Regions from separate parts of the Homo sapiens genome. Here regions 2, 3 and 4 are each linked to region 1. The links are chromatin loops, found by intact Hi-C in ENCODE. Cell type or tissue: PC-3. All regions are shown on one strand. Region 1 overlaps G2E3 (G2/M-phase specific E3 ubiquitin protein ligase). Region 2 holds the start of LOC105370430 (a long non-coding RNA gene). Region 3 overlaps G2E3-AS1 (G2E3 antisense RNA 1). Region 4 overlaps G2E3-AS1 (G2E3 antisense RNA 1).

The links. Hi-C counts contacts between places; a loop is a spot of excess contacts. Peaks named below come from ENCODE experiments on the same cell type or tissue, not always from the same donor. Only the 100,000 strongest peaks of a DNase experiment are listed, where the experiment ranks them.
Region 2: it touches region 1 in a loop (35-fold over the local background); 18 of 110 quality-filtered maps call a loop at or near these places.
Region 3: it touches region 1 in a loop (13-fold over the local background); 2 of 110 quality-filtered maps call a loop at or near these places.
Region 4: it touches region 1 in a loop (4-fold over the local background); 26 of 110 quality-filtered maps call a loop at or near these places.

The regions. Positions count from the first base shown.
Region 1 is chr14:30,607,393-30,615,392 of GRCh38, reverse strand. G2E3 (G2/M-phase specific E3 ubiquitin protein ligase) reads right to left here. Exons shown (of 15, transcript NM_017769.5): 12 at 7,324-7,505; 13 at 3,014-3,186; 14 at 1-44. Among named protein-coding and RNA genes, the nearest start is that of SCFD1, 11 kb to the left of the region's middle. In PC-3, CTCF peaks have their summits at 4,211 and 6,421; DNase peaks (open chromatin) are centred at 4,202 and 4,542; H3K4me3 peaks cover 402 bases; H3K27ac peaks cover 935 bases.
Region 2 is chr14:30,371,934-30,379,933 of GRCh38, reverse strand. LOC112267868 (a long non-coding RNA gene) reads left to right here. Exons shown (of 7, transcript XR_007064106.1): 7 at 1,630-1,754. LOC105370430 (a long non-coding RNA gene) reads right to left here and starts at 747. Exons shown (of 4, transcript XR_943705.2): 1 at 671-747; 2 at 427-580. In PC-3, CTCF peaks have their summits at 4,225 and 4,435 (motif pointing left); a DNase peak (open chromatin) is centred at 4,443; H3K27me3 peaks cover 1,535 bases.
Region 3 is chr14:30,440,596-30,448,595 of GRCh38, reverse strand. All of the region lies in intron 3 of G2E3-AS1 (G2E3 antisense RNA 1), which reads left to right. The region is part of intron 3 of LOC112267868 (a long non-coding RNA gene); the gene reads left to right. Among named protein-coding and RNA genes, the nearest start is that of G2E3, 110 kb to the left of the region's middle. In PC-3, a CTCF peak has its summit at 4,984 (motif pointing right); a DNase peak (open chromatin) is centred at 4,985; H3K27me3 peaks cover 3,257 bases.
Region 4 is chr14:30,547,353-30,555,352 of GRCh38, reverse strand. The region is part of intron 3 of G2E3-AS1 (G2E3 antisense RNA 1); the gene reads left to right. Among named protein-coding and RNA genes, the nearest start is that of G2E3, 7.8 kb to the left of the region's middle. In PC-3, a CTCF peak has its summit at 3,414; DNase peaks (open chromatin) are centred at 1,572, 1,862, 3,712 and 4,842; H3K4me3 peaks cover 2,907 bases; H3K27ac peaks cover 5,069 bases.

The DNA.
Region 1 (8,000 bases):
GAATTTTCTCCAAAACACCAAGGGTTTTCAGACCCTGCTTAAAACTTAAGAGAAGAAAAATAATGAGCCAACATTCATACATGTGTGTTTGGTATTATATTAGGGAATATTTCCAGCATTTTATCTGGCATGTTTTCAAAACAGCTAATGATTTTTAAAAAACAACCAAAAAACCCCCACAAGAGACAATCATATTTTCAGATGTGAGGAAAAAGAGAAGATATGGATATACTACACATGATACTTTCAAATCCATAACAAGCAAATACATTAATATCAAATGAATATTTTATGTACCTACATTATTTGGCTTTATAGTTTCAAAACTAACAAGTTTTTATTAGTAAGAAAGACATCAAAATCTGAAGTGTTTTACACTTCAAAGCTAATTATTATAAAAATAAAGTTTCCCAGATATTACCAAGAGTGATAAATCTTCATTACATAAAAATTTAAAACCCATGTATTGCTAAAAAGAAATTAAGATAAAGCAAATGACAGATATTTTATATGACAGAAAATTAATTTTATGCAAAGAATACAAATTCTTCTGAAAGATCAATAGGGAAAATGAACAAAAAATATATGATTAACAAAAGAAATGCAAGTAACAACTGAATATTTTAAAATGCACATTTTCATTAATAAGCAAAGAACAAACATATCATTTTTGCCTGACTTTCTAAATTTCCTATTCACCTCCTCAGATACTCTTTTGTATGTGAGTGGGACGTGAGTTTTAGAGTGCCAGGAGCAGAATGTTATGGTTTCAAATGAGTTCCTTCGAAACTCATGTTGAAATTTAATGGCCAGTATAACAGCAATGGGAGATAGGGTCCTTAAGAGGTGAGTAGGTCACAAGGGCTCCGCCCTCATAAATGGATTAATATCATTATTGTGGGAGTGAGCTCCTGATAAAAAGGGTAAGTTCAGCCTGATTTCGAGGGCACACCTATGGGTTGAGTGCTCACTTGCTCTTCCACAATGCTATGACACAGCAAGACAGCTCTCACCAGATGCTGAGCAGATACTGGCACTATGCCTTTGGACTTCCCAGCCTCCAGAACTGTGAGAAATAAATTTCTTTTCTTTATAAATTACCAAGTCTCAGGTATTGTTATAGCAGCATAAAATGAGCTAAGAACACACATGTTTATCTGTTATCATTAAAAAGAAAAACAAATAATAAAAGAATAAACCACAAAAAAGTTGCCAAAATGGTTACTTCATAAAGGGTTGAATGGTGGACATAGTAAGGATGAAACCTATACTTCTTTGTATATACTTTCAATATATTCTTATTATACATTTGACTTTGGAACTATATAAAACATTTTATATAATTTTAAAATAAAATGAAATGTTAATAAAAACTAATCACTAAAAATAAAAAATGAAAATGCAATTTATGCTCAATTTTTAGCCACACATAAAATATTCCAATGACTTATAAGCACAACAATTTGATAATGTTAGTATTGTTATTCTGAGACTATTGGTTATGAAATGTGGAATAAATCACATGAAATAGTTGCTTCATACTTAAATTCTCCAGTGTCATTAAGAACTGGAATTCTCAACACAGGACAAAGAAAATGTTAAGTAAAAATCATGCAATAGAGAATCTGAATTAGAATTATCAGGACACACTCATAATGTATCTTTAAAAAAAAGTTTGATTTTAAAAAAAAAAACAAAATAGATTAAAATAGATTTAAAAACCCTTGATTTTCTAATTTGGGTTCAATGAAAAGGTCTAGATACCATGACCAACCCACCAAAACTAAGAATCTCTAGCATCCAGACTGTGGTTGTGAATTACCCATTTCCCATTAAAAATAACAAAGGTTCCTTAGGCTAAAATGTACAAAATGAGTCTGAAACACCTTGTGATACCATATAGCAAAAAAGCTTACAAAGACCATTAAGGCTCACATCGAAAGAATTAAAAACAATAATATAAAGAGACTTATACTGGTCCAAGACATATAAACTTCAGTAGTAATAGTAACTATAAAGATTTTAAACACATCAAATATATTTAAATCTATGGATTAATGATACTACTTTTTTTTAAATGAATTTATCAGGTTTGAGATGATATCTGGTATTGGCTTTAAAATAATACTGGAGTCAATAACAAGGGTAGGATAAAGATGAACAAGACAGGCACAAGTTAATAAGTGTTAGATCTGGATGGTGATTACAGACTTTCATATGTGTATTTCCATTGTTTAAAAAAATTGTAAGAGTGTAAGGAGATACATAAGTTGTCTAACTTAGACCAGTGTTCTAAACTAAAGGACAGCAGGAATCATACATACCTTGTTAATCAAAGAACGGTCAATATATGTATTACCCAGCAGATAAAAGGTACTCAATAAATAGTTATTAAATGAATGCACAGAGACAGAATAGTTGGCTCATGTGGTAAGAGTTTTAAAAAGAATATTTTTTAGAAAAAAATTATAATCTGAAGCAGTGGTTATTTCTATGAAAGCATCATACATTTACACAATTCTTTTTTCATTTTTTTGAGAGGGAATCTTGCTCTGTCACCCAGGCTGGAGTGCAGTGGCATGATCTTAGCTCACTGCAACCTCCGCCTCTTGGGTTCAAGCAATTCTCCTGCCTCAGCCTCCCAAGTAGCTGAGATTACAGGAACCCACCACCACGCCCGGCTAATTTTTGTATTTTAGTACAGACGGGGTTTCACCATGTTGGTCAGGCTGGTCTCAAACTCCTGACCTCAAATGATCTGCCTGCCCCAGCCTCCCGAAGTGCTGGGATTACAGGTGTGAGTGAGCCACCATGCCCGACCTACACAATGCTTATTAAATGATCAGAACAGTAACCATCCTAAAAAGGCTTAAGTTATTATTTAAAAATAGCATTTAAATTTTTTTCTGAGAAAAACATCTCACTTATTACCAAATATATCTCACATTACAAGATAATTAACCACTTTAAACATGTAATTTGAAAGAGCCATATATTAATAGAAACAACTTACCTTTCAAAGGGTGTGTGGACTCTCTGAATTACATGGTAGCCAAGTATGTCTTTTACTAACATATATTTATCACTTAATGTCGTTATAAGTCTGAGACATCCAATTAACTCAAGGTAGTTATAGCATTCATTTATTATTGACTTTAAGTCAGCTACAGTTGTTGCAGTATTTATCTGTAATGAAGGAGAAAATACAGCCACTTTACTCATTTACTTTTGAGTGACATGCACATTTCAAATGATACTTGTTAATTTATACTCAAATTTCTTAGTACATATGGGTGCAGTAAAAGTAAACCAAGAAATATTCTTCTAGAATAAATGTCTGATCATCCAGTTCAACAAATTTGTCTATTTCTGCCTTCAAGAAATCCAGAGTATAATGCCACTTTACTACGTGAAACTATTTATAAAAAAGGAAATAACTGACATTGAAAAATTATATAGCACTAGGTAAGACTAGCTACTAGGGAGGCTGAGGTGGGAGGCCTGCTTGAGGCCAGAAGTTCAAGAACATCCTGGGCAACACAGCTAGCCCCCCTCTAAAGAAAAAAAAAAAAGGCCTGGTGTGGGTGGTATACACCTGTAGTCCTAGCTACTCTGGAAGATGAGGTAGAAGGATTTTGAGCCCAGGAGTTGGAGGTTCAGTGAGCTATGATCACACCAATGTACTCCAGCCTGGGTGACAGACTGAGACCTTATCTCTTAAAAAGAAAAGAAAAAAAAAGAGAAAAGTTACCTAGTACTAGATAGGCAAGAAAGATGACCTGAGAATTCATGAAAAAGAGTAACAGCTGAGAATTAAAAGATGGACAGAATTTTATCAAGAATATTTTAGTGAACAGCATAAACAAAGAAATACTTGGCCATTTATGTGCAAGACACTTTCATACAGGTTAGCTCTTAAAGGTACAGATGGAGAAAGTTAAAAATAGGAAACAATCCATTAACAGAAAATTTACTTGCAATTTCCTTTTCCTAAAACATTCTTAGAGATTTACATGACTTCTTTTCATTCATTCAAAATCTCTGCTGAAATCTCCTAAGTTTTTCATGACTATTCTGCTCAAAATACTATCTTTACACCCTGTCGGAGTAATAATTGGGTATATGTTGCCTCATCCCTGCAAACCCTCAACCCTGAGTTTCAGCTGGGCACATAGCCAAACTTTTGCTGCAGCTAGGTGGGGCTACATGACTGTTCAATGGGATGTAAGTAAAAACAACATGTCAAACTTCCCTGCTCTCAACTTCCACTTTTCTCCTTTAAGAGCAAGCTTCAACCATGTGGATGCAAACAATAATGCTAAGTGTTACACGATAATGAGAGGAAGGAACTCAAGTCCTTAGACGGTTTTGTAAATCACAACTCTATCTCGAAAACAGAGGGCCATCTGTATAAAGGGCCAGATAGCATTTTATGCTTTTCAAACTATATGGTATCTGTTGCAGCTACTCAACTCTGCCACTGTAGCGTGAAAGCAGTCAGATCAGTAGCAAATGGGCATGGCTGCATTCCAATGTAACTATTTACCAAACAGGCAACAAGCCAGAACGTGACTTACAGGCCATTTTTTGCCAACTCTTACCCTAAAATCTAGACAATGGATTTTACAGAACAGTAAACATCTGCCTTGTTTGAGCCACTGTCTTTCTGGGTCTATGAGATACAGAAGTTTAGCCTAAAACCTAACTTGTATATACTCCAACCCTTATCCATCTCCTTTTATTCTGTTGTATGTATGCATGTATGTATTTATGTATACATTTATTTATTTGGGATGGAGTCTCACTCTGTTGCCCATGCTGGAGTGCAGTGGCATGATCCCGGCTCACTGCCACCTCTGCCTCCCGGGCTCAAGCGAGCCTTTCAAGCAGCTGGGACTATAGGCGCGCGCCACCACACCTGGCTAATTTTTTTGTATTTTTAGTAAAGATGGGGTTTCACCATGTTGGCCAGGCTGGTCTCGAACTGCTGACCCCGGTGATCCACCCACCTGTTCTCCCAAAGTGTTGGGATTACAGGCGTGACCCACTGCGCCCGGCCATATTCTGTTTTATTTAGCATTATAATACATTTTACTACGTGATGGCATATTACATTTGTTGTTTATCTTCTGTGTTCTCTCTTAATGTAAATTCCAAGAAGGCAGATACTTTGCTTCACTACTCTATCTTTAGTAACAAAACAGTACAGAATACATAGTATTTCTTAAATAAATGAACAAACACTGGATAAAAAGTACAGAAACTGGAGTAGATAAAGCCATGAAGAGAGGTGAAGGTCTTAAATGCCCTAATGAAGAGCTTCAACTTCGTTCAACAGGCAATGAGAAGCCACTGGGGGATTCCTGAGGAAGAAAGCAATATGGTCAAAACTGTACTTTTGGAAGAATCATCCCAAATAAGAATATTAGAACAACATTCTAATTGTCTAAGCCTAGGGAAAATTTGAGTTTGGTAAAATAGGCACACTAGAAACAGGAAGGAAAGGTTGACAATAAGTCAGTCTTAGAGGCAGGTGACTTGACATATAACTGGAAAATGGAGGAGTATGAAAATGACTCTCCAAGACAGCTTGGAAGTAAGAAGTCTCTTGGAAAGAAAAGGCAAACAGGTAAAAACACAAAAAAGCCCCACAAAAAACAATCAAACAAAAAATTCTGGGAAAAATACTATTTTTATCTTAAACATGTTAGACTCAATGTGCTAGCAAGACCCAGGTCTTATCTGTATATAAAAGTCCGGGGGCTCAAAAATACAGGTCTGTAAATCATTCAGAAAGATTACAGGAGAGAAGAAGCTCTCCAAATAATAAAGAATGATGACTGTTAAGACAACACTGAAAAATGCTAAGTTTCAGGGGTAAGAAGAAGTAAGAAGCATTAAAGAAGAGAGAATCATCAGAAGTAGGAGGAAGTACAATATTAAATAAAATATTGCAGAGAAATTCTAAGTGGTAATTGCAGAAGTCACAGCAGATGAAAAATTAGAAAAGGCCTTTGGACATGGATATTTAGCTCCCTGGATATAAACTATGAACTAGCTAACTTGAGACTGGTGGTAGGGACAGAAGCCTGATTACAAGAAATAAATAGGAAATACGAAGTAGAGACAATGAAGCTTAAATATACTTTTTTTTTAGTAAAGAGGGCACAAAAAGAAAAACGAAGAATTAAAGGGTCAATTTAAAACATGATGTTAGGATAAGCAGTCTTAGGGCAAATAAACAGAATTGTTGTAATACACTGTAGCAACTCACACTTCAATAGTGCTTACTGTGTGATTTAGAAACTGAGGTTTAGTAAGATTAATATGCCCAAAGTGACACAACATATAGTAGTTATAAGAGTTGGCATTCAAAGTAAAATCTGACTTCCAAGCCTGTGCTTTTTTTTTGAGACAGTGTCTCCCTCTGTTGCCCAGGTTGGAGTGCAGTGGTGTGAGCTCAGCTCACTGTAACCTCCATCTGCCGGATTCAAATTATTCTTGTGACTCAGCCTCCAGAGTAGCTGGGATTACAGGCACATGCCACCACGCCTGGCTAAGGCCTATGCTTTTAATCATTAAACAACACTGCCTGTTAATTGAGACAATGGATAGAATATGCTTAAGTAGGAGGGAGGTTAAGGAAGAAAAGTTAAATGGCTTGCATTGTCTCAGTTTTTAAAGCAGTAACATGTTGGCAATGACACTTATATGGCATTATGATAAATGAGTGTTTGCACATGTGACATGTTTAGTACAGGTCCCATTATAAGTGCTGAATAAATGAACTATTTTTAGGCGGACGCATTAAGTCCTCCCCGATCCCTACCACTTGTTTCCCTTTGGAAGAAATTCAGCCTAGTCTTTCTCTCCATCTATCATTCATACCTCCCTATAGAAGGAAGGAAAAGTATTCTAACTGGTAAGCCAAATCCTTCCTCTCTTCAGACCCATCGGCCTCCATCAAAGTGCACTTTCATCTGCTTTCTAGCTTGCAATAGGGAATCTGCCTCACGTTGTCTCTAGCAAGGCAGGCAAATCCATGTATTTCTGAGGAGTATTCACAAGCCATGGTGAACACAGACCAAAATCACATTATCCAACTGGTTTTACCAACATTAAACGTGGCACTTTAATCTCCAGCCATCTGACTTTTAAAACTATCTTTTAACTGGTTCAGAACTCCACTGGTAAACAGAAATATATGTTTACAATCCCTAACTCCTTCATAGATAATACTATTATTTTATTGCAGATCAGTCATTTACATTAAAAGATACCTAGAATGTAGTGTGCATTTTAATAAACAGATACATTGCTTACCCTGATTATAATCTGTGCCACATCAAAGTCTGAAACATCATCTAAAATTGGCTGGGTATTTTCTGGTCCATAAACAAGGCAGTTAAACAAGGTTTTAGAAAAGAAACCAGGTGAAGGACCACCGTGAACTAAAGAAATGGCAAGCATTTTGCCAGCTTCATAGTAAAGATTCTCTTTCAGAGCTGTAAATACAGATGAAAATATATCAAATACACTTCTATTATTATAAGATAACCATCATTTTTTATATTAAAAATTAGTCCAAAAATCTAAGCATTAGATAAATATAATTCTTAGAAGCTATCATTATGTAGAAAATATAGATCTTACCTAAAATATAAAAAAAGACACATTTTTCTGAATATAAAGTAAAAATCTATTGTAGAAAACATAAAACACAATAAACCTACCACCATAATAACCACTGTGAACACTTTGGTGTACAGTCATGCACCATATAAGGATGTTGTGGTCAAGAATGACCAAATACACTAAGGTGGTCCCTAAGATTATAATGAAGCTGAAAAACTCCTATGACCTAGTGATGTTATACTGTCATAGCACAATGCATTACCTTTTGTATATTTAGATATACATATACTTACCATTGTGTTACAATTGTCTACAGTATTCAGTACAGTAACATGTTATACAGGTTTGCAGTCTAGAACCAATAG
Region 2 (8,000 bases), 240 kb after region 1:
TTTCAGTGATAATAGAATGATATACTTACAATTTTTATTATGGCAAATTTTAACTATTGCACAAGAGTAGAGATAATAGTCTAATAAACTCTCATATACCCATCATTCATCTTCAACAATTAACTCATGGCCAATCTTGTTTAATCTTTACTACTCCTCTCCCCCATTCCCGAAGTATTATTTTGAAGCAAACCCAAGACACCATACGTTTGCACCCATAACTACTTTTGTATGAGTCTATAAAATATGAAGAATCCTTAAAAAATCATCACCATCCAATAAAAATAATCATTAGTATTAATTGAAATTAATACTAATTCCTTAATATCATCAAATAGCTAGTTAGCCTCCAAATATCTCTGATTATCTCATTTTTTAAATGGTTGGTTTGTTCAAATCCAAATTTCAGTAAGGTCCTCATATTACCTTTGGTTGTTATGTCTCTTATAAATCTTTTAATCCATAAGTTCTCCCTCATTTCTTTTTGTTTCTTGCAATTTATTTGTTGACGAAAATTGAGTCATTTTCTCTACAGAGTTTCACATTTTGGATTTTGTTGATTGCATTCTTTTAAAATTTCCTGTGAAATAGTAGTTAGATTTAGAAGCTTGATCTCATTCAGGTTTGATTACCTGACAAGAACACTTCACTGGTGATATGGTGTACTTACATCAAGAAGCATACATGTCTAGTTGTTTCTATTTTGGGGGGTTTTAGTAGCCACTGATGCTTATTGCCTCAATCCATTATTGCATTAAGCATTTGTGACATGGGGCTCTCTTCATGTCTATAGAGAGAAACTTTTCCTCAATAATGATTAGATCTTCCTGGGATACAGTTCATACAAGAAAGCAGGTTATGTGCTTGATTGTTTCTCTTTATTTAGATGTTCTCATAATATTCTCTAAGATGAATGAGATTTGTTTCCCCTCATACCATTACGAATGTGTGAATGTTTATATTTGATTAATTTTAAGCCATGGAAATTATTATTATGTTGTTGATGCTCAAGTTGTCCCATTTTGGGGAACCTTTTCAAGTTGGCTTCTAAGATCTTTGACACAGCAGCTTTTGAGAACTTTCCTGATTTTTGGTATAACCACATGTTCCACGCTGAACTTGTACATTTCCTATCCAAACCTAGAATCAATTGTTTCTTCAAGAAGCCCTGGTTCCTTTTAGTGGAAAATGGGAATTAAGGGTATTCAACACTTCTAGTTGGCAGAAATGGTATATATGTTTTTGGATTAGGATTTGTCAACATTTTTGAAGTACATTGTGTTTGTTCAAATCACATCTGCTCAATGATATTCACAATTGTATCAGGATACATCATTTTGCAAAGAACAGAACATCTGACCCATGCTGATATGAAAACATAAGAAAATTTCCTCTTCCTCTTCTTCTTCTTCTTCATTTTTTTTTTGTAACTGAAAAGTCCAAAGATAAGATTGGCTTCAAGTGAGGTTTCCAATTTCTTTCTGCCTCTGCTATATTTTTCTTATTGTTGGCTCCATCCTAAGACTAGTTCTCCTCATGGTCCTGCGATAACTGCCATCAGCCTCCAGGGCTACACATTTCCACATTTACAGCCAACAGCAAAGGGCATCTTTGTCTCTTCCTTTCCAGAAACAATCCTGAGATTCACTCTGAATGCAAGCCTTTACTCAAGTCACGTGCTCAAGGCAGAGCCAATCACTGATTAGCTGGATGGAATGTGCCGATTGGTTTAACATAGGTTGCATATTTGACTCTTGGAGTTGGAGATGATAAGTGCTTCCCTTGAACCACCTGCATCTTCGAATGTAAGTTGGAACTGTTGAAAAGTGGGGATAGGAAGGCAGGAAATGGATTCTGGGGAGGGGCCAACAAATATCCACTATTACAATATAGAATTTGTTTCCTTCATCTATCCATCTATCAATTCAGCTATTCATGGTAACCTATTCATGATAACGTAGGCACTATTTTAAGCCTTAGAGAGGCAAAGAGAAGTAAAACATAACCTCTGGCATCAGGAAATTTGTAGACCAATAGAGTTAGACATATCCTTATAATAGCCAGAAAAGAAAACTATACAAGGTGCAGTGGGATCCAAGGGAGGAACTAATCATTTCAACTTGGGAAGAGGTCTTTCCAATGCAAAGGTTTTATGATCTGTCATTATTTTATTATTGGTTTGTTATATTCCTTAGAGTCTACATTGGCAGACTCAAACATCAAAATATTGTAAAAATAATATTCCTTCTCAATAGTGGATTCAATCAGAAAATTATTTCACATCTCTAGCTAGGATAAAAGTACCAGAAGTATAAGAATTCATCTCTGGGGTTCTTTTCTCATTTGTCCAGAGAGAGAGAAAATATTAATGCTCTCTTGTAGACGCAAGAAACCTCTGTTGTTAATGCAAAGTTGTTGATCTTTCTAAGTTGGTCCAGATACCATTAGAATGTTACATATTTGTAATTTAAAAGAAAACAAGGTGTCGAATCTTCATTGTTCCTTTGGGTTGACCATTAGTTTAGGTGCTGTGTTTCGGATTATAATACCAAACTTCTCTACCACATGAATTACAACACAGCAGAATTTGGTAAGTTGATACCTCTTAAGTACCATCTAGGTAAGTCTCCTCTTAAAGAGCAAAAAGAGTCTCTTGTAGAGAAGTCCCACGGCAAAATCTCTGGTTATGAAGGTTACAGTGATAAAAAGATAATCAATTAGGCAATAAAATTTAAAATGGCCTGATCAGCTGGGAGCCATGGCTCACACCTGTAACCCAACACTTTGGGAGGCTGAGGTGGCAGGATCATTTGAGTCCAGGAGCTTGAGACCAGCCTGGGTAACATGACAAAACCCTATCTCTACCAAATATACAAAAAAATAGCCAGGTGTGATGGCATGCATCTGTGGTCCCAGCTACTCAGGAGGCTGAGGTGGGAAGGTTGCTTTAGCCTGGGAGGTGGAGGTTGCTGTGAGCTGAGATTGCATCATTGCACTCCAGCCTGGGTGACAGAGCGAGACCTTGTCTCAAAAAATAATAATAAAATAAAATTAAGTAAAATAGGCTGATTCATGTTAGTATAGATGGAATGGCAAGAAGACTACTGACTAATTTAAAATGAAACATGCTTCCAATCTAATTTACTAAATACTATTATGAAAAGCTGAAATGATGGTTACCTTTTCTATTTTGCCAGCTGGTGTGAGAATCTAATAGCAAGTTACAATCACAACTTACTCTACATAATAACAACTTTATCTTTTAAATCCACGAAGTGTCACCTAATTTTTTTTAATCATTAAAGTGACCCACGCATTGTTTTCTCAGCCTGTTTTTCATCATTGAAATGGTTGGGACTTGTTAATTGACCATACTCTGCATGAGTCTCCCATTCACTTTTATGATCTGTTAACAATATCTTGGAGACCCACCAGATTGTATTGCAGAAGGCTTTATTTTAGTCAAGTTTGCTGACCAAAACTTGAAAGGGTTGTGTGTGGGGAGGTGGACGCAAACAAGCCAACAACCTCAAACCTAAACCCAACCATCTGTGCTATTTGATGGGGCGTTCCTGACTCTGAGCATTAGTCCTGGCTGAGAGTTACCACTGAGTACAATTGTTTATGCTGTGCCACAGGGGAGAGCAGACAATACCACACAATCAAAGCCTTCACACTCAAACAGACATCACACTCCCTAATTATATTTGTCTGACAGATTATTATAATTGTACATGGCAGGTAGTGTAAAGCAGCTCCTTTTTACAGCCTAAATAATGTGGCATATTCTGCATACTAGAAATCAACCTTGCAGAAGGTAAATTATGAAAGCTAAATGCACGTTGAGTGTTTTTATTTACTCTTTCAGTTAGCATCTTATGTGGTGCTAGACAGCAAAAGAGCATTACCTTATTTTGCCTGGTACTATTCCATTTAACACTTTGTTGTGCAAAGTTTCTTTCTAGCTGACAGCATTTTTTATTTTGGCATACTCAGGACAACTCCAGCAATGATTGTATATAAGGCTGTTCCCCAAACCTGAACTGACCAGTTCAGACCGTGCTAAGTCAGCATGAGGATAAAATGCATTTCTTACCAAAAAAAAACCCCACTAAATTATGAACCCAATTCTATGCTTCATTTCTTCAACAATGAGAATAAACCAACTTGGGAAATAGTCCTTCAGTTGTTTGCATAATCTAAGACTGTTTCTGATAGCTTTATGGGCTAAGGGACCTGTCTGTGGGAAAATCATCTAGTTCTCACCATGTCTGATTGCTTTTTCCTTCCAAGCACATGGGAGGACTGCATTTCTCTACCACTTTACAGTTGGATGGGAGCATGTTGACTAGTTTTTGCAGTTGGTTGTGGGTGGAAGTGACATATGTCATTTCCAATACTAATATGTGCTTACCAATATGAGGCCCTCTAGCACCCCCCTCTGCTGGTGACTGAGGCTACTGCACGTTCCAGAAGGAGCGGCTATTACAATATAGTGCCTCTGTCAGCTCCAGTCCCTGAGTAACTAAAGCCGAGCCCCTGATGGCTGGCTTCAGATACGTACAGTTAATAAGAAACAAACCTTTGTTGTGTGAAGCCACTGAGAAGTGGGCTTTTAGTTTGTGACTTCAGCATAATTTAGCCTATCCTGACTGATACAAGAGTCTTCAATATGTGATTTGTCCATGGTAGCCATATTTTACATTAGAGTTGTGAATATTATATCTAGTTGCCATAGTTTCTACAGTATGATTCTTTTGTCCCAAAAATATACATGATAAAATAATAAAAGTTACCTTACATTGAGTACTTGATAAATGTTTGCAGACTGAAGTGCAGTGGCGTGGTCACTACAGCCTTGAAGCTCCCTACAGCCTTGAAGTCCTGCACTCAAGTGATTCTCTTGCCTCAGCCTCCTGAATAGCTAGGACTGCAGGCACATGCCACCATGCCCTGCTAATTTTTTTTTTTTTTTTTTTTTGTAGAGATGGGGTCTCACTATGTTGCTCAGGCTAGCCTAGAACTGTTGGCTTAAAGCAATCTCCCTGTCTCAGCCTCCCAAAGTGCTGGGATTACAAGCATGAGCCACTGCACCCAGCTCTAGGCATTGTATGCTGGTTATGTACTTTTTGGCTAATACTCATAAAAATTTACAAAATGAGATAATGCAAGTTAAAGCAGATAAGTAAGTGATCTCCCAAGTCCACACAGAAGCACTGTTCAAAACCAGTCTTGTCTAGCTCCAAAATCTATACTTGTTCCATTTCACTACACTGGCTTTATTTATTAACTGAAACAGTGAAGTGGATTAGAAGTAAAAATATAAAAAGTAAATATAAAATGTAAAGGTTTCTGCATTTCCCAACATTTTATAGCATTCTATTTATTTATTCCTTCATTCAGGTATTCATTCAATTATATGTCTACCTCCAGTCAGGATGACTGGATTTGAATCCCATCCCTGTCTCTGCTAACTCTGAGATTTTTAAGCGTAGTACTTAATCTGTTTCCTCATTTGTAAAAGAAGATACTAACATTACTTATCTCATGGGGTTGTTGTAAGTATTAAATATATAAATATATTTAGAGCAGTAGCTGACATGCAACAAGGTTTAGGATGGGGCTGGGACTGGAGTGAAGCAAGGGAGGCACCCAGAGTGCAAAACCGAAGGAGGCACTTTCACAACCCTGAGAGTGAGTGTCTCCTTACATTCTCTTCCCCAGGTGCTTCTTCTGTCTTACTCAAGTCCTGATCCTGGCTGAGCTGTTAATATTCATTCATTTGTGTATACTTAATTGTGAAAAAGCATGAGGAGAGTTTTGGTATGCACACAAAAATATGGATGATTAGAGTTCCTACCCTCGGAGCTTTTGTGAGGATCACATGAGATAATTCACTTAAAGAGCTTAGCATGGTGTGTGACACATGGTAGATAAGAATTGTAGCTTAAAAAAAAGAGAGGGCGATGGACTAGGTAACCTGCAATGTCACCTCTCAGCTCTAAAAATCTATTCCCAGTTAGACTTGACCAGTTAAAAAATATTGTAATTACTGATCGCTGCCTTGAAGAAAGGTGGCACCAACATTTAGCAGTATGACTCTGTGGGGGTGGGATCATTATAGAATACAGAGAAAACATGTTCTCAGTCTTCAGGGGCTCACAATCAGGCTGAAAAAAGGCAGGTGAATAAGTAAGACATATTCTCATACATATGTAACAACACTATCTATATCCAAATACACTTTCCATGGGGAATGGCATGCTGTTGAGATGGAACTCTTTGGAAAGCTGCTTTTCCTTCCAACCAGTCGGGGAAGATTTTTGAGGCCAGCTTTCAGTGTTCTTTGAAGTACTTAGGAGGAGAAGGCCATTGTTTAGTCTGATAGGAGTTTTGGAGGGTGTTTGGAGGCTGGGAGATGGAATGGGGGGAGCCTTCGGTTTAGAGCTGAACCAGTGAAGAACTGAGAAATAAGGGCAGATGTAGTATAAGTGAAATGATGGGATAAAAGGACATAGGTTAGCATGAGGAGACACAAGGGAAGTATTGGATGAATTTTGATGGACAGGGCCTAAAATGTCATGAGGGAAGGGATGGGAAGGTTATTAACATAACTGTTCATTTGCTCATCTCAATTATCAAGATGAGCGTCTTGCATAACTGGTATCTAAGGGTCACAGAAGGACAGAACTGCTGAAAACCTTGGGTATTTGGCCCTGACTGGTACAATTATTTGTGTCCAGAGAGACTCGTTAGATTTTCTTGTTATCAATCAATCAGGCAACAAGCTGAAAAAGGTTCACATACCATTCAAAAGTAGAGTGACATCTTTATATAACATAAATTAAGTACTGGTTCTGTACTTAATATCTGAGGAAAATATAGGAAAAACATAAACCTTTCCTTGTGGCTTTGGCTTTGAAGTCAAGACATACCCAATGTAGATTCTGAAATATTTCTGTCTCAGCATGTGGCACATTGCAAGTCATACAATAGGTGCTCAATAAATATTTCTTGAGTGAATCAATAGATAAATGAAAATTGTCTTTGGATTAGGTGGAAGTAATTGTGCAGTGCGTCTTAAGTGTGTATACTTTCTCGTGTTGTATTTATTCTAAGGGTGTTGTTGCAGAAGAAAATAGAGGTATATATGAAATGCCCTTATGGAATTATAGAATAAAAATGTTAATTGATGTAGATGCAATTATTTTGAGGAGCTTTTTTTTGAGCGGTGTGTGTGTAATACATCCTTAAAATTAAATAGAAGTCGATGGGACAGTCTGAGTCACTAAATTCGCAAGAGTCAGAGGCTTTAGGAAAGCTGCAAAATGTCTCGTGAGGCGTGGGGGATGGTCAGACTTTGGTATTCAAAAAGAACTCGCTGTAAGTTCATTACCATCTTAGGTTGTGGAGGCACATAAATATCCAACCATAGGCAGCATAGTGTTCCTTAATGGAATATTATATAGCTATTAAAGTATTACTGCAGTTGGAGAATATTTAATCACATGAAAAGACATTAACAAGACATTAAGTGGAAAAGGCAATTTAAAAATCAGTATGTGTCAGATGAACCTATTAAAATATGCATGGAAGAAGCCTAGAATAATAAGATCTGAAATCAGTAGCAAGGATTATTTCTGAGAAATAGAACCATAGATTTCTTCATGCTTGTTTATATTTTCCAATTTTTTTTACAATGAACCCATATCTTTAAAAATGCTATTAAATTATTTCTCAAAATAGAGACCCAAAAGGACCTACTGAGATTGGATACACTACTGTCTCTCTGTTTCCATGTTGAATTCAATGTCAGCCTCCAGTTTCCTCTGAACTTGAATTTACCTATGCCAATGATTCTCCCCCTTGCTCATGCATGGATGCTATGACTACTGCTGTTTGAATATCACCCACTTAGCCATAGATTTTACTTCATAATCCAGATTTATGAACTAGACACCACATCTGCTTTCTTATATCTGAAAATATTTTTGGTGCCA
Region 3 (8,000 bases), 170 kb after region 1:
CTATAATAAGGGTAAGGCTGAGGGAGAGGAAGTTTACTGGGAAACAGGGCCAGCCACGTGTGATTTTCCTCTTTGATGAAGCTAGCCTGTTGTCAATGGGAAGATGAAAGGGAAAGGATAAATTCAGAGGAAGTAACTATTGTGTCCAGTTCCTCCTAAATCCTGGGGGTGGGGCGGGGGCTCTTTAGAGGTCTGTAGTTACAGAGTCTAGGGATTCTTCAGGTGCTTCAGAGCTCTATGTCTTTCACTAGCTTTCCTCCCAATTGATGGGAGCCTCCTGAGCCCCGCTCCCTTTGTCTCAGAGAGCATCCCTTGTTAGAGGAAGGCCTGTGAAATAAGACCTGTATCTTTTGTTTCAATTAACAAAGCACATTGCAGGAGTGAAATTGCTAGCCTCAGTCTTAAATCTTGGAAGCAGGTAAGGAAATCAGGGCTATGTCTTACATTTCAGCCTGTTTTTATTTGGTCTTGCTTCCTCTTATTAATGGGCCTTTCTGGTTATTCCAACTGAAACGAAGATAAAATGATTTAAGGATTAGAATGGCAGGAAACAGAGTAAAATGGTTTTGCCATATATTCAACAAATATTAATCAGGAGTTTATCATAGGCCAGGCACTCTTCAGAAGGTTTGGGATATATTTGGGGACAAAACAGGTAAAAATACCCCCGTCCTTCATAAAAATTAGCTAATCAAATGTTTGGAGTAGTAATAGCCCTATTGAACAAGGATGTGCATATGGGCTAAGATTGATCTCAAACCCTATTGACTCCAATTTCCTCTTTCACATCCATTCTGCTACCAATTTTCCTTCTCCTCCAGACTTCCTGCCTTTAATTTGCTGTACTATGGAACAGAAATGCAATAGGTGAGCTGAATATAGCTTTTTGAATGTAACTCTTCTTTCTGTCAGTTGCAGGCTTGAAAGATGAAAAAGAGCCATCCTATCTTGATCAAAACAGATGTTTGCTCCCAGGTTAAAAGCCTGGTCTTTATGCCATAGGCTCCAGGGTGCTTGAAATCTCTATGATTCTCACAATCACAGTTTTGGGGATGACAAATACTAGTGAACCCTCCCCCTTTCCCACCTTTGTTGCACAGCACATATAGGTGAGCCACCCCTTGGACTGTTTTCTGCCCAAACTTTCTCTGCTACAGTGTCTCTGTGGCCACATAAAAAAGTTTTGACAGAACAAAATGCAACTCCAGTTAACAGGCCAAACTCTGAGGCTAGGATTCTAGATATGTTGGCACATTAGTCTCCAAGGAATAGCACATAGTCTTGTGGAGAATGCACCATTATTTTGGATCAAAAGGTTGTCTACTTCTCTGTGAGCTAGATATTGAATATAAGTGGGAGCTAGATTGAAAAAGAAAAAGATGATTATGAGACAGAACTTAGTGCCATCACTAGACCTCCTGTTTGTAGGAACAGTTCCTGGGGATCCATCATCAGTGTGCCAAGCAGTTATGGGTTGCATTTCAAAAGAAACTTAAGGCAGGAGACATACTTGGACCCCAAGTTTAGGGGTGGAAAGAAACGAGAGACTAACAGGTGTTTGATTTTGTGTTGCTTTCCAGCTTCTTGGCTGTTTACTTTGCATTTATTTTATGACAATATTTACCTACCATAATGTGTAACCTACTATGGAGAGAAGTTTTCCTATTTAAACTCATATAGAACACTGAATTAAAAGGTACTAATGAAATTTTTCATTCCATATTGCCCCTGCCATACAAAGCACAGTTTCTACCATCAAAAGGGTTATTAGCTGGCTTGGAAAGATTTGAAAATCATACTGAGACACAGATTTATAGTTCTGTAAGTCAGTTTGAAAATATTATGTGGTCTTCGCATGTTCTCACTCATAGGTGGGAATTGAACAATGAGAACACTTGGACACAGGGTGGGGAACATCCCACACCGGGGCCTGTCGTGGGGTGCGGGGAGCAGGGAGGGATAGCATTAGGAGATATACCTAATGTAAATGATGAGTTAATGGGTGCAGCAAACCAACATGGCACATGTATACATATGTAGCAAACCTGCACGTTGTGCACATGTACCCTAGAACTTAAAGTATAAAAAAAATTCATCATCTAAAAAAAAATTACGTGGTCTTGCAGTCTTAGCATCTAGTAATTGACCACATATGGCCATTCAAGCAGTCATTGAACTTGGTCCACAAATGTGCAATACTTGGGATTATTTCCTGCAAACTTAATTAAGGGAAAGCAAGTTTAGACAGTCTGTAGAGGAGGAAAATGTGTATCTTCTGAGCCTTTTTTGTTCTGTGACTCATCTAATATTTCTTCTCCTGAATCTTTAAGAAGTCAGGCTTTACTTAGCTCCTTGCAGCAAAGCCAAGTGGTCTAGGTAAAGCTTATACAAGATGATAGGCCGTGGTGAGTAGAGAGGGTATAAAGGGTTGTGCTCCCTTTGGGGAAGGGGCAAGTCACATTTTCAAGCGAAACAGAAATTTGCTGCAGTAATTACCCTTTATCATTAATGACAGGCAATTGCCATAGCAACTGGCTGCCACCTGTCTCTCACATACCAGCTCTGCATGCCCTGAAACAAAATAGGAGCACGCTGCCTAGTCAGTTGTGGAGCCACAAGTCTGAAGTTGGGATGGAACTCTGTATCGATATTAAGATTCAGCTAGTGCCATGCATGGTTCTTTGTGTTCGTGGAATAGTAAATAACAGCGCAATGTAAGAAAAATGATTTTTAAAAAGAAAACAAAAGAACAGTGACCCAGGATAGTGTAATGGTTAAAAGTACAGCTCTGAGTCAGAAGAAAGCAGAGTTTGAACCCTAGCTTCTCCGCTTACTGGCTGAGTGACCCTGGACAAATGGCTTAACCTCCCTAAGCATCATGAGGTCAAACTCATAGGCCGTTGAAAGGATTAAGCTGGATAATGTTTGTTAAGCACTTAGCCCAAAGTGAGCACTCCATCAGTGGTAGCCGAAAATGTCCACTGCCTGGCAGCAAGGTGCACTGGGCACATGGCAAGGGCACGATACATAGTTCTTGTTGACTTAGTGAATTAGATCACTAGTAACCATTACTCAGGGAATTCAGGTCTCCAGGTTGCATGCTGTACAAGCTCTCTCTCTTCTTCACTTTTTATGTATGTAGGTGCACAGAGGCATATAGAGACAGCCTTTGAGTGATGTAATTTTGATTTTCTCCACATTTTAGAAATGTGTTCTCAATACCAAAGAGTTCAGCAGGTCATTTACTCTTTCTAATGACACTCTATATAGACAAAGCTCAGTGACAGCTGAAATTAGTTTTTCTTTTGAATCTCCTTGATTATGTCTCCAACCTCTTTAGCACTCTTCTTACCCCCTGAGTCTTGGCACTGTGCTAAGGCCAATTAGAGACGTTAACCACTCGGTGCCTACAGTAGAGGCATTTTTTTTTTTTCTCATCAGGGTGGTGAGACCATGCCAGATTTTCTTTTTCTTTGACCTCTATGCCAAAGAAAATGCTTAGTAACTAGGACTGGTGTTATAAGTTGTTCACACCCCTTTCCCTAATATTTATCATATGATGGTAAAATAAATTAGGATTTGTCCAATCCTAAACTGTATTGCAGCACATAATCTAAAAATCATAAACATTTAGCTAATAATTGTCTGAATGCTATTCTAGACATCAATCCCCTATACCAGAACTAGGGTCATCCTTGGTACCTCCTCCATCATCCAGCATATTTGAATTGTGCGATTGTCCCCTCTTAAACAGCCTTCTGCTCTCTGGTCTTCTGTTTGAATTCATTGCTTTTTCTTAGTCCAGGCCTTACTGTCTCCCCCCTGAATTGCTACAACAGCCCACTGGCTGGTCTTTTCCTCTGCTGTTCATTTTCCACACTTCAGTCAGCATGATTTTATAAAATGCTAATGTAATCATGTTACTAAAAAAGAAGTTTTAGTGGGTTTTCATAACCTCCATGATAAAGATCTTCAGCCATCTGCTTCTGCTCACCTTTCTAGTCACATCTTCTGAAGTGATGACTTTTCTCCAGGGATACCAGCCTACACCAGGCCATTCCATGCTTCTTGTTTTCGTCTAGGCTTTCTTCTATGTGAAACACCCTTCATTCTTACTCACTTTTCCAAGTCCTACACAGGCATTATCTTCTGTTTGAAGATTTTCCATTTACCTATTCTCTAAATACCTCCCTCCTTTGTTACAGTTCACAGGCTGATCATAATTCCATTGTCTTAAACAATATTTAAATCTTCCCTATCAGACTACTCGTGTCTTACGGTAAGGTCTGGGTCTCACTCATTTACGATACCCTTAGTGTCTGATAATATAGTAAGTCCTTAAAATTTTGTAGATGTAAAACACATTTTTAACATTTCTATAAATAACATGGTCTTTTTGTGTATTGTGCTAATAAAAGAACTTTATTGGAACCATGTTTTTCTATCATTCATGGATTGCCATACAGGATTCACAGAATTGTTGGCTTGCTGCATCCTACTTTGAAAAATAAGTGATGATATAGTTCTCTGCCTCTCATAACTAAGATTATTTTTCATACCTGATAAATACAAAAACTGCTCACATAATGTTAAAAAAATTAGGATATAAAATTATATATTTATAATAACCAAACTTAGTAAAAAAAACAACACCAACAAGAATATATTATGAAGCTTAGAAGAAAAGACATACAATATCACTGGTGTTTACTTGCGGGTGGAAGGATTATGGATAATTTTATTTTCTTGTATGTTTTTGCGTATTCCAAATTCTTTACAAAGACCGTGTATTTTATAATTAGAACAGATTTGTTCACAGTAATTGGGGTGGATTTTATTTTTCTTCAGAAGGCTTAGCTAAATTCGCTCACTCTTGTTACTTAGCAAAGAAGGTAGGGAATTGATGATTTAGCCATCTTCTAAACACTTTCCCTTTGCTATAGGATTTAAAGTTAACTCAGGAAGGTAGGCTGAAGTCGCTATTTCCACTAGATGTCACCAAACTACTGGCAATAGTAGCTCAAACGCTCTGTGCATATTCAGTTTTTAGAAACATTTAAACCCCATTATTCAGTATTCCTCGTTATCACACAAAGCATTTAAAATTTGAAGAATTAGTAAGAAAATGCATATTACATAAGGTTCTGGCCCTTTATATAACAAGTGAAGGCTTATATGGATCTTTTGACTTTATGTAATCCATATTTTATTAGCTTCTTAATATAAATGTGAGGAGAAAATTAATATCAGGGGCCCTGTTTAAAATGCTTAAAAATTATTTCCAGATGATTTTCAGCTCTCCTTTTATATAATACGTGGAGTAAAAAAAGGACAGAATCCTGCAACTCCTTTCTGAACAATATTTTTTAGCCTAATATAGCTTTCATCATTGAATGTCTTTTAGTCATGGTTAATGAATAAAAATCTCTTATAGTATTGGGATGATTTTTAGGACATTTTAATTTATTACGGTAAAGCTGTTTATAGTTCATTTTATATGTCAGAAAACAAAGGAAATAACTTTTCCTTGAGGATGAAATAGATTTCTTTTCTCTAATCTAACAAAGGGCAGCTAAGAGAGCCATGTTTCTTTAAATGTATGAACCTGTTTACTGTGTAGATTAAAAATCGGTCTTTTTTTTTCTGATTGGCTCAGTTAATAACTAGAGTGAGGGGTTAGAGGAAGCTTGTTTCCAGTCATTTTGGCATACCAGTGAAAATGATTGGCCAGTCAAAAGACATTTAAATTAGGCAGTGGGCTCTTGGAAATAAACCTTTGTACTATATTCTACATTATTGCTCTCTACTGTGGTGTTTGGTTTTTTAAGATGTGTGGTACTATTTTTCTTAAACTTCACACGGGACAAGCCATAACACAACAGTTTGTAAACAAAAATCTGACTAAATTTTTTAGATTGTTTCTTTTTCTAAAATGTTTTTTTTCAATTGCTGCCCTTTCAAAATAGCAGAGGCTATTAAATAATTCCTGTTCACAGGATTTATGACTAAAATGCCTAATTTTAAATTTCTTCTGTCCTTTTAGATGGCTGTTATAACATATTCTCAGTGTAAAAACTCAAAAATAATAGAGAGCATTACAGATGACAACCATGGGTTTACTTGTGATAAAATAGTCACTCTTCGTTCAGAAACAATGAAGACCAAACCAAATCAGCAAGCTCCCATCAGCATCCACATATCTTAGGTAATTTCTGCAACATTTTTAAACAGAGGAAGATAAATGACATTGATCATCACATTTCAAATGTTATCAACCCAAAACAAATCAATCTGCATTGCATCAGGTATCTTAACTTCCATGAACTAGAGAATATTAGGGTTGCCATTATAAATCTCATCTTACTTTGCTTGGTGAAAAAACCATGAATTATAAGCACTATATAGATACCATGGAAGGCAGAATAGCTTCAGTATTATGGGATTCTAGCTTCTGCAAGTATTCATCAGTTACAACCTGAAATTTCTGTGGTTTGTGTCCTAAACACTGTTTTGCTTGTACAATTCCATCATATAAAGAAATCATATCTGTGTTAGATCCTCTTGCAATATTTTAGTATGTAATTGCAATTGAGTTCTGCTGCCCCAAGCATCTCCTTCAAATTTCTTTACCTGAATCTTTCATATGAAATATTCATCTGAGTCACTCTGATATGGTGACAAGCCTCTATTGTGAAGTGGAAAAGCCATTTTTGGATGTTCCTTTCCAGATATCCGGATTTGCTTCTTGATAGTACTTGAAAGATGAATAGCCTCCATCAGCTACATACAAGGCCTGATCAGTTCACCCCCTCGACATGTTTTAAAGTGTTATTATTCAATGCCTTCCTTTTCTGTGGCCACGAAAACTCCTCTATTTTAACTCCAAAGCATAGTGCATTTGTCCCAATTATGTTATTTTTGTATTCACCATCTCTTTGCTGCAAATGATTATTGCAACTGTAGGTGGAGACAGGATTTTTACTAGTCGGCTGTCATCCATGAAATTACTTAGGCCCCTCAGAGTCTAAAACTGCAGCTTCACATCTTTTGAAATAAAAGTTCGTTTTAAGGTGGGTTAATTTCTTTAAAGTTATCTGTGGTAATTTGCTGCAGTTGTTTAACTTCCTGAGTTTTAATGAATGCTCCAGGGCAAACTTGATGTGAGGGGTTAGTTTTTAGAAATAAAAGGTATTATTATCCACTCAATTTGGTAAAAAAAGAAGTCCGGCACTAAATTTTATATTATGGTTTGCTTTGGGAATCAGCCATGAAAATTTGCTCAGCTCATTGCTAAAGGATATTGAAACACAGTTCTCGCCGACATGGTGTCATCTGTAGTGTGGACAGAGCCTTCACGCTGACAAATACTGCATGAATGCCTGTTGGAGCCAGTAGGCACTCCTGATGATTAACTATAAAAATGCTTTTGACTCTGGTTGCTGACAGGAATGACAATGCTTTGGCCAGACTGGCCTCCTTCTGGACACCAAAGGATGTTCCAGTCTTGGTTTTACCATCTGGTTTCAATACAAGCCAGGAGCAATGAATAGATGTCTTAAAGAGGCAGCAATATACGAATTATTCTGGCTGTATAATCTTTCTTTGATAAGTGAAAAAAGTGTACTTAGGCCTGGAGAACAACACAATGGCTTCTGAAATTCTAATTTTTAGGATAGATAAAGGTGTTTTGAGCATCTCATAAGGCAAGGGGATCTGATGGTATGAGTCCCAAATAAACCTTATGTGGAAACGACAGTTAAATGCATGAGCTTGTATTATGGCGTCGGTTTAGTGTCTGAAGGAAGACCAAGCATGCATTTTATAGGAAACACGTCCTTCTAAGCAAATCTAAATCTATCTAGTCAGGGTACAAGAATTCTTAGCCTTGTAAATCATAGTGAAAGCAGCAACAATGATATTTATTGATGCTTTATAATTTCCAAAAGGCATTTAACTGGATTGTTTCCTTTGATCTTCACAAAAATCTTGAATAGGATAAA
Region 4 (8,000 bases), 60 kb after region 1:
CAGGGCCAGGTGCAGTAGCTCTTGCCTGTAATCCTCGCACTTTGAGAAAGCCAAGGCGGGAAGAGCACTTCAAGCCAGGAGTTTGAGACCAGCCTGGGCAACATAGTGAGACTGCTGGCTCTACGAAAAACAATTTTTTAAAAAATTTAGCTGGGTGTGGTGGTGTGCACCTGTAGTCCCAGCTACTCAGGAGGCTGAGGTGGGAGGATCCCTTGAGCCCAAGAGTTGGAGGTTGCAGTGAGCTGTTGCACCACTGCACTCCAGCCTGGGTGACAGAGCAAGACCGGAATCCTAGAAACCATAAAATAAAAGATGAGTATGTTTCATTATGTTAAAGTTTAAAATATTTGAACAGCAAAAGTCACCATGACACATTGAAAGATAAATGAGGGACAATGATAAAATATTTATAAAACATAGGACACTAGGTTAACAATTCTAATGTAAAAACTTTTATAATTTTTTTCAAAAAGCAATAAAAATGGGCAGAAGAAATGAACAAGTAATTCATTGAAAAGGAAATGAAAGAGGACAAGACACAGAAAATACTCAACTGTACTACCTCACTTTTGGGAATACAAATCAACCAACCAAATACCAAGTTTATTGGATTAGCAAAAATTAAAACAATTCACAATATCCCACACTGGGAGAGTGTGGTGGTAAAATGTACACTCTTTTTTTTTTTTTTTTTTTGAGACAGAGTCTTGCTCTGTCACCCAGGCTGGAGTGCAGTGGCGCGATCTTGGAGCTTGCATTTGGTATATGATAAAAGGTACAGGCCTAACTTTATATCTTCCATATAGCTGGAGTGCAGTGGCGTATCACTGCAACCTCCACCTCCCAGATTTAAGCAATTCTCCTGCCTCAGCCTCCTGAGTAGCTGGGATTACAGGCATGTGCCACCATGCCAGGCTAATTTTTGTATTTTTCTAGTAGAGATGGAGGTTTCCCCATGTTGGTCAGGCTGGTCTTGAACTCCTGACCTCGTAATCTGCCCGCCTCGGCCTCCCAAAGTGCTAGGATTACAGGCGTGAGCCACTGCGCCCGGCCAAATGTACACTCTTATCCACAGGAGCATACATTGCTACAGCTCTTGGAAAGTAACTCAGGCTTTTCTCAACTTTGGGATTCTCCTATAGAAATAAGCATGCTAGTGCTTTTTGAAGCACTACTTACAGTGGCTGCTAACTGGAAACAACTATAAAGAGGAAGATAATTGAATGAGTTAGGGTACATCCATCCTGTTAGGAGGCCATCCAAAGTTGTGTTGCTTTGCCCCCTAAACCATTGCCTCCAGAGTTAGGGCTATTGAACCCCCAAAGACATGCAAATAAGAAGGTATGGTATTCTTTAATTAGAGAAATAACAATGCTATCTTATACTGTAAAGCTGATAAACCTGGCACTCATTCTTAAATTAGCGCCCACTAGAATTAGTATACACTTTTGGACTAAATTGTCCTTTACAGGAACTCATTCCTCCTCTGTGTTAGCCATATTGAACTTCTGGTAACCCTTCCTGCCTTTCAGATGAATCAGATTTTTGTTTTACCCTCAGCCACTACCCACATTTGAAGCAAATACTTGACTCATACTTAAGGCAGATCCATCCCTGAATGTCTGTTCACTTTTCTTTTATCTTCCACCTTGAGGATAAATTTCTAGCTTTCTCTCTAGCCTGTCTCCTCAGCAATACCGATTAATATTCTGCCTGGTATCTGATAACCCCTCACTTATCTGTTGCCTTGATTAGAGACCATCCCTGAGATCTTAGAATGAAAGTTTTTAATTAAGTTTTCTGTGACTCAGAGCCCTAATAGAGTCATACTATAAGAAGTGTACTTTGAGGCCGGGTGCAGTGGCTCACACCTGCATTTTATGTGGCTCACATAAAATATGTCACAATCAGCTACTCAGAATACAGGCCACTGTAGGACTCTATTCCCAAACTTCTACTTCACTAACCTCTAACAAGAATGTAAAAGCATGAAATAGAGGTAATTCTCTTCTCTCCAGGTGACTTTATATCTTAATCATTCCTACTGTACTCATGATCTTGTTACTGCTCCCGTATTTACCTCAGGTTTGTTTTTTACTTCCTCCTTTAATGGTCTTTTTTTCTTCTTCCCCTCTCTGTGCTCACTGTCCTTATCTGTTACTTAGGCTTCCTCTATGATTCTCAGCAATATTTGAATACTTTGGAATATACTTAGTATTTCTAATTATGGCATTAATGCTACAAAATTTTCATCCCATGATTCCAAAATAAATTAGCCTATATTATCATTATTATTACTATTAATTGTTGAGACAGGATCATGTTCTGTCACTCAGGTTGCAAGTGCAGGGATATGATCATGGCTCACTGCAGTCTCAACCACCTGGGCTCAAGTGATCCTCTCATTTCAGCTTTTCAAGTAGCTGGGGCCACAGGCACGCACTGCTATGCCCAGCTAATTTTTTTTTTTTTTAATTTTTGTAGAGATGGGGGAATCTCGCTATTTTGCCCAGGCTGGTCTTGAACTCCTGGGTTCAAGTGATCCTCCTGCCTCAGCCTTCAAAAGTGCTGAGATTACGGGTGTGAACCACTGCCCCCAGCCATAGCCCATATTGTTGATCATCTCTTGTGTTGAAGACATAATGATAATATCATACGAAATAAGTACATGACCATTATTAGTGTATGACTCCATGATTAATAATAATTTGCCAAGCTTCTGCTATGCTGTCAGCAGTGCTAATATGTTTCTGAATGGAGTTGTATTCATTTTCTCAAGCAGAAAGGGCTTGATGCCTGATGCACTAAAAGCCAATATACAATGACTCTGGGCTGTTGGGAAAAGAAAAGCTTTTTGTTATATGTCAACTCACAAGAAGACAGGAGTCCAGCTCAAAGCCGTCTCTCTGTGTTGGCTTTACTTTTATTAGAAAAGGTTTAGGGGGTGATTCTGAGACTAGTAGGTGATTGGTGGAAGAAAAGGGGAGGTCTGGAAAGTCCTCAGGCACGCCCAGTTATCCCTTTGTGCCTCCTCATGGGTCACAGGTGCAAATTTAGGGGGACTTAATATGAAATGTGGTAGAAATTCAGGCTGTGACATCAACAAATTTGCTCTGCGCAAACTCCAGTTGGCCACATTGTTTCCAACAGTTCAGTTCATTGTTTCATCCAGTTTTTTAAAATCCCTCAAGTAGAGGGAGTTTCAGCTTTTCGGCAAGTTGTTTCCTTTTATTATTGACTAACCTTCAAATTCAAGAATGTCTGTTAGTTATTGGTTTCTTTAACTCTTTGGAGCACAGTTTCATTCATGTGTTTACTAATATGTTTCTTACATTCATTTGCGTGACCAGTCTTTTTATATCAATTTTTGAACTTGAATTAAGATACATTTTTGGGAAAGTATGTTGTCTGCTATCAAACAGAAGTCTTTTCTTCATTGTCTATTTACTTGGATCTTTTGATCTAAAGTGTTCATCTAACTGCTGTTCAGTCTCTTGTAAGTTAAACACACCTCCTCCTGGCAGCAGGAAGCAGCATCCAAAACAGCGAATTTCAGGTCTTTTGTTTCAGGGTTGTTTGGATAATAAGTAGCTATACAGTAACCACAGTGATTTGGATTGACATCATGCCTGCTGGGTAACTGTATGGATTTTACAAAGGACTCAAAGTTTGCTTGTAGCCAATATGAGACATGTGTTTTAATATAGGTCAAAGATGTGGTATGTTTATGTTAACATTACTCCTCTCTAAGTTGGTGTTTCAAACAAATGATTGTCTGGATTGCTTTTTAAAATTGCTGTCTTTTGGCCTGAAGTGTTTACATAGAAATCAGAGCCTCTTTACAGTTAAGAGTAACTCCAAATGCAGGAACACACATTGGTAATGCCACCCAGAATAAATCAAGTAATGAACAACATGCTTGAACTGAATCTTTAACATTCTTGGATACAATTGCTGGCAATCAAAACTGTTTTCAGTTTGTGTACTTTGATTTTTTAATCCCTCCCAGAATACTTGCGGAAAATGACTCCGCAACTGAATTGATAAAGTGACTCAGTTATAATAAGCCCAATCCTTACCTGAGTGTTTTGTTGGGGGTGAAAGAAAACTTCAAATTCTCACAAAGGTCTAGGGCACAGAATCATCACTTAGGAAGCAGGCACTTGCTCAAAGTTTAGCTTCAACACTTAGGGCCATTCTTTAGGAAACATTTTTCAAGGATAGTAAGTAGTGCAATGTTAAGAGGCGAACCTGAAAGCAAAACAGGCTGAGGTTTAAATACTAGCCGTTTTACTTACTAGCTAAGTATGAAGTACCCAATCCTTTGAGCTTCACTACACATTAATCAGATGTAAATAATAACTACCTGACAGGTTTCTTGTGAGCTCTAAGTGAGAGGACATTTAATGGTAATTATAATTAGGCAAATGGGTAAGACATACAGTTAACATCCCCTTCCTTCTCCTTTCAATGGCATCTGGCATTCCATGCCCAGTATCCTTAGGCTTGTGAGCCACTGAAAGGCACAAAGGAACTCTCCTCCCAGGTGGATCTTAGCCTCATATTCCTTTTCTCTGCCCTTCAGAACATATGATACATTCCTTAGTGACCTGCTGTCTACTTTCCACCTTGGTAGTGATTTGAGTTAATCCATGTTTATAGAAAGAGCTAATAAACTAGCTCTAATAGGTCATATTTGTAGCTGAAATAGTGAGAATTTCAGGGCAGTTTGATGTAATGTTTGCTATTTAACCCCTGTACAATTTTTTAAATTGTTTGGGTTTGCAAGTCTAGTATCTCCAAGTTGACTCACTTCTTAGGTATTGTACAGTAATAGATATTAAACTTTAGCCTTCCCACAGTGGTCATAATGGGGCAATGAGTCTTCCTGTAGGTGAGGTTAACTAATAAAAGGTATATGATTGGAAAAACATAAAAGGAACTAACATTTGTTTAATGCTTTCTACATTCAAAACACTGTGCTAAAACTAAATGTTGATTTACTTAATCTTGACAAAGTAGGTGATGAAACTAGGGCTTAATAAGATTAAATAATTTGTCCAAGGCCACAGTAGGCAGAACTGGTATTTTAACTATAGCTTGTTTGGTTGGACACAAAGCTTGTTCATTTTCCATTACAATATTTCAATTCACACACCCAGCAGAGATAGGAGCAGTGATAAGAAACCTAATATTAATCTAAAACAATTAGCTAATAGCAAAGTTTTTTTTTGTGAGAAATTTGCTTGTTCATCTATAGAACTGTAGGACGTTAGTTTAATAAAGAACCTCAGATATCATCTAGTATTAGGTAGAAGCTTTGTTAATATTAGTACAGAGACGACTTTTTAGTACTAGACTGAAGGATGAATTAGATCAACAATTTTCAAAATGTGGTTCATGAGGTCAAACTATCTTCAAAATAATACTAAGACCGTTTGCCTTTTCACTTATATTCTCTCACAAGTGTACAATAGAGTTTTCCAGAGGCTGCATGGGGTGTGATATTGCAACAGACTGAATGCAGAAACTGATATGAAAATCCAGTGATTTTCTTTTTCTTTTCTTCTTTTTTTTTTGAAATGGAGTCTCACTCTGCCACCCAGGCTGGAGTGCGGCAGCGTGATCTGAGCTCACTGCAACCTCCGCCTCCCGGGTTTCAGTGATTCTCCTGCCTCAGCCTCCCTGGTAGTTGGGACTACAGGCACCCACCACCACACCCCGCTAATTTTTTTGTATTTTTAGTAGAGACAGGGTTTCACCGTGTTAGCCAGGATGGTCTCGATCTCCTGACCTTGTGATCTGCCTGCCTTGACCTCTCAAAGTGCTGGGATTACAGGCATGAGCCACTGTGCCCAGCCAATCCAGTGATTTTATATTAAATTATCCACCAGAGAGATTTATATAAAGGTAAAACAATGCCATTCTTCTCACTAAATTATTTTTGTTTTAGAAAACACAAATATTTATGTTAGCATGTAGTTTCATAACGTTATTTTAAATAACAGTCCCACCCTTCAGCCCAATAGTGGGCAGCTGTGAATATGTTTCTGGAGCAGCTTGCACACAGCTTGCAGGAACCAGAACAGGCAAAAAGGACCATGTCCTAAAAATATTGGGGATCTGTGCTGTGATCATTGATTGCTGCATCTGATCACAGAGGTATAGAAAAAGAGGTGGTGGTCATTACGGTTGCACTAACCCCCATTGTTGCAAACCCTCCCACTCCTCTGGCTAAAGTAATATCCAGGAGATTTAAAGAGGCAGAGCCTTTTCTCTCCTGTTATTTTTCTCTGTCTCCCCTTATGGAAGTAAGACATTGAAGACTAGGACATTCAAAAGCAACTGCATATGTAAGGAAAACTAGAAAGTCACCACACACGCCCAGGTGAAGGTGCAGGCTCAGCAAAGACCAGAGAAGGCCTTAAGTTTAAACCTCAGGCTGATCCTCAGCACAGACACAACCTATAACAATAACAGCAACAAAAATAATAATAAAACCCAAAACACCAGCAAAACCTAGGGAAGGGAGAGAACCTGATTTCCAAAGGTACGACATTATTAGATGCAAATATACAGTTTTCAACAACAACAAAAAAATCACAAAGCATACAAAGAAACAGGAAAGTATGGTCTTTTCAAAAGGAAAAAAACAATAAACTATCTTTGAAAAAGACTGGATGGCAGATCTACTAGACAGACAAAGACTTTAAAACAACTGTCTTAAAGATGCTCAAAGAACTAAAGGAAGAAATGACAGTCAACAAAATGATGTCTGAACAAAATGGAAAAATCATTAAAGAAATAAAAAGCCTAAAAAGAAAAAAATCGTGGAGCTGAAAATTATAGTAACTGAAATGAAAAAAATCACTAGAAGTATTCAAAGGCAGATTTGGGCAGGCAGGAGAAAGAATCAGTGAACTTGAAAATAGAACAATGAAAATTACTGAGTTTGAGAAACAGAAAGAAAAAGATTGAAGAAAACGGAACTGAGCCCAAGAGACCTATGTGACACCATAAAGCTAAACAACACAGGCATTATGGTATTCCTAGAAAAAGAAGAGAAAGAAAAAGAGAGAATATCTGAAAAAGTAGTGGCTAAAAACTTCCCAAATTTGATGGACGATATGAATATAAACATCCAAGAAGCTCAACAAGCTCAATGTGTGATGAACTCAGAGACCCACACCAAGATATTATCATCAAAATATTGGAAGACAAACACAAAGAGAATTTTGAAAGCTGCAAGAGAGAAGTGACTTGTCACAAGGGGTCATAATGAGAGGTGACAACGTGCTGGTGGCCCTCGCTCGCTCTCAGCGCCTCCTCAGCCTCTGCGTCTGCTCTGGCCACGCTTGAGGAGCCCTTTAGCCCTCCGCTGCACTGTCGGAGCCCCTCTCTGGGCTGGCCGAGGCTGGAGCCGACTCCCTCTGCTTGCAGGGAGGTGTGGAGGGAGAGGTGTGGGCGGGAATCCGGGCTGCGCACAGCTCTGGCGGACCAATGCGAGTTCCGGGTGGGCGTAGGCTCGGCAGGCCCCACACTCAGAGCCTCCGGCCGGCACTGCCAGCCCTGGGCAGTGAGGGGCTTAGCACCCGGGCCAGTAGCTGCAGACAGGGTGCCGGGTACCCCAGCACTAATGGCCCACCCGCGCTGCACTCGAATTCTCACTGGGTCTCAGCTGCCTCCCCGCAGGGCAGGGCTCAGACCTGCAGCCCACCATGCCTAAGCCCCCCCTGCCACCCGCACCCCGTAGTGGGCTCCCGTGGGGCCCGAGCCTCCCAGAGGGGCGCCGTCCCTTGCTCCGCCGCACCCGGTTCCATTGACCGCCCAAGGGCTGAGGAGTGCAGGCGTGCAGTGCGGGACTGGTAGGCAGTTCCGCCTTCAGCCCTGGGGCGGGATCCACTAGGCGAAGCCAGCTGGGCTCCTGAGTCCAGTGGTGACTTGGAGAACTTTTATGTCTAGCTGGAGGGTTGTATATGCACCAATCGGCACTCTGTGTC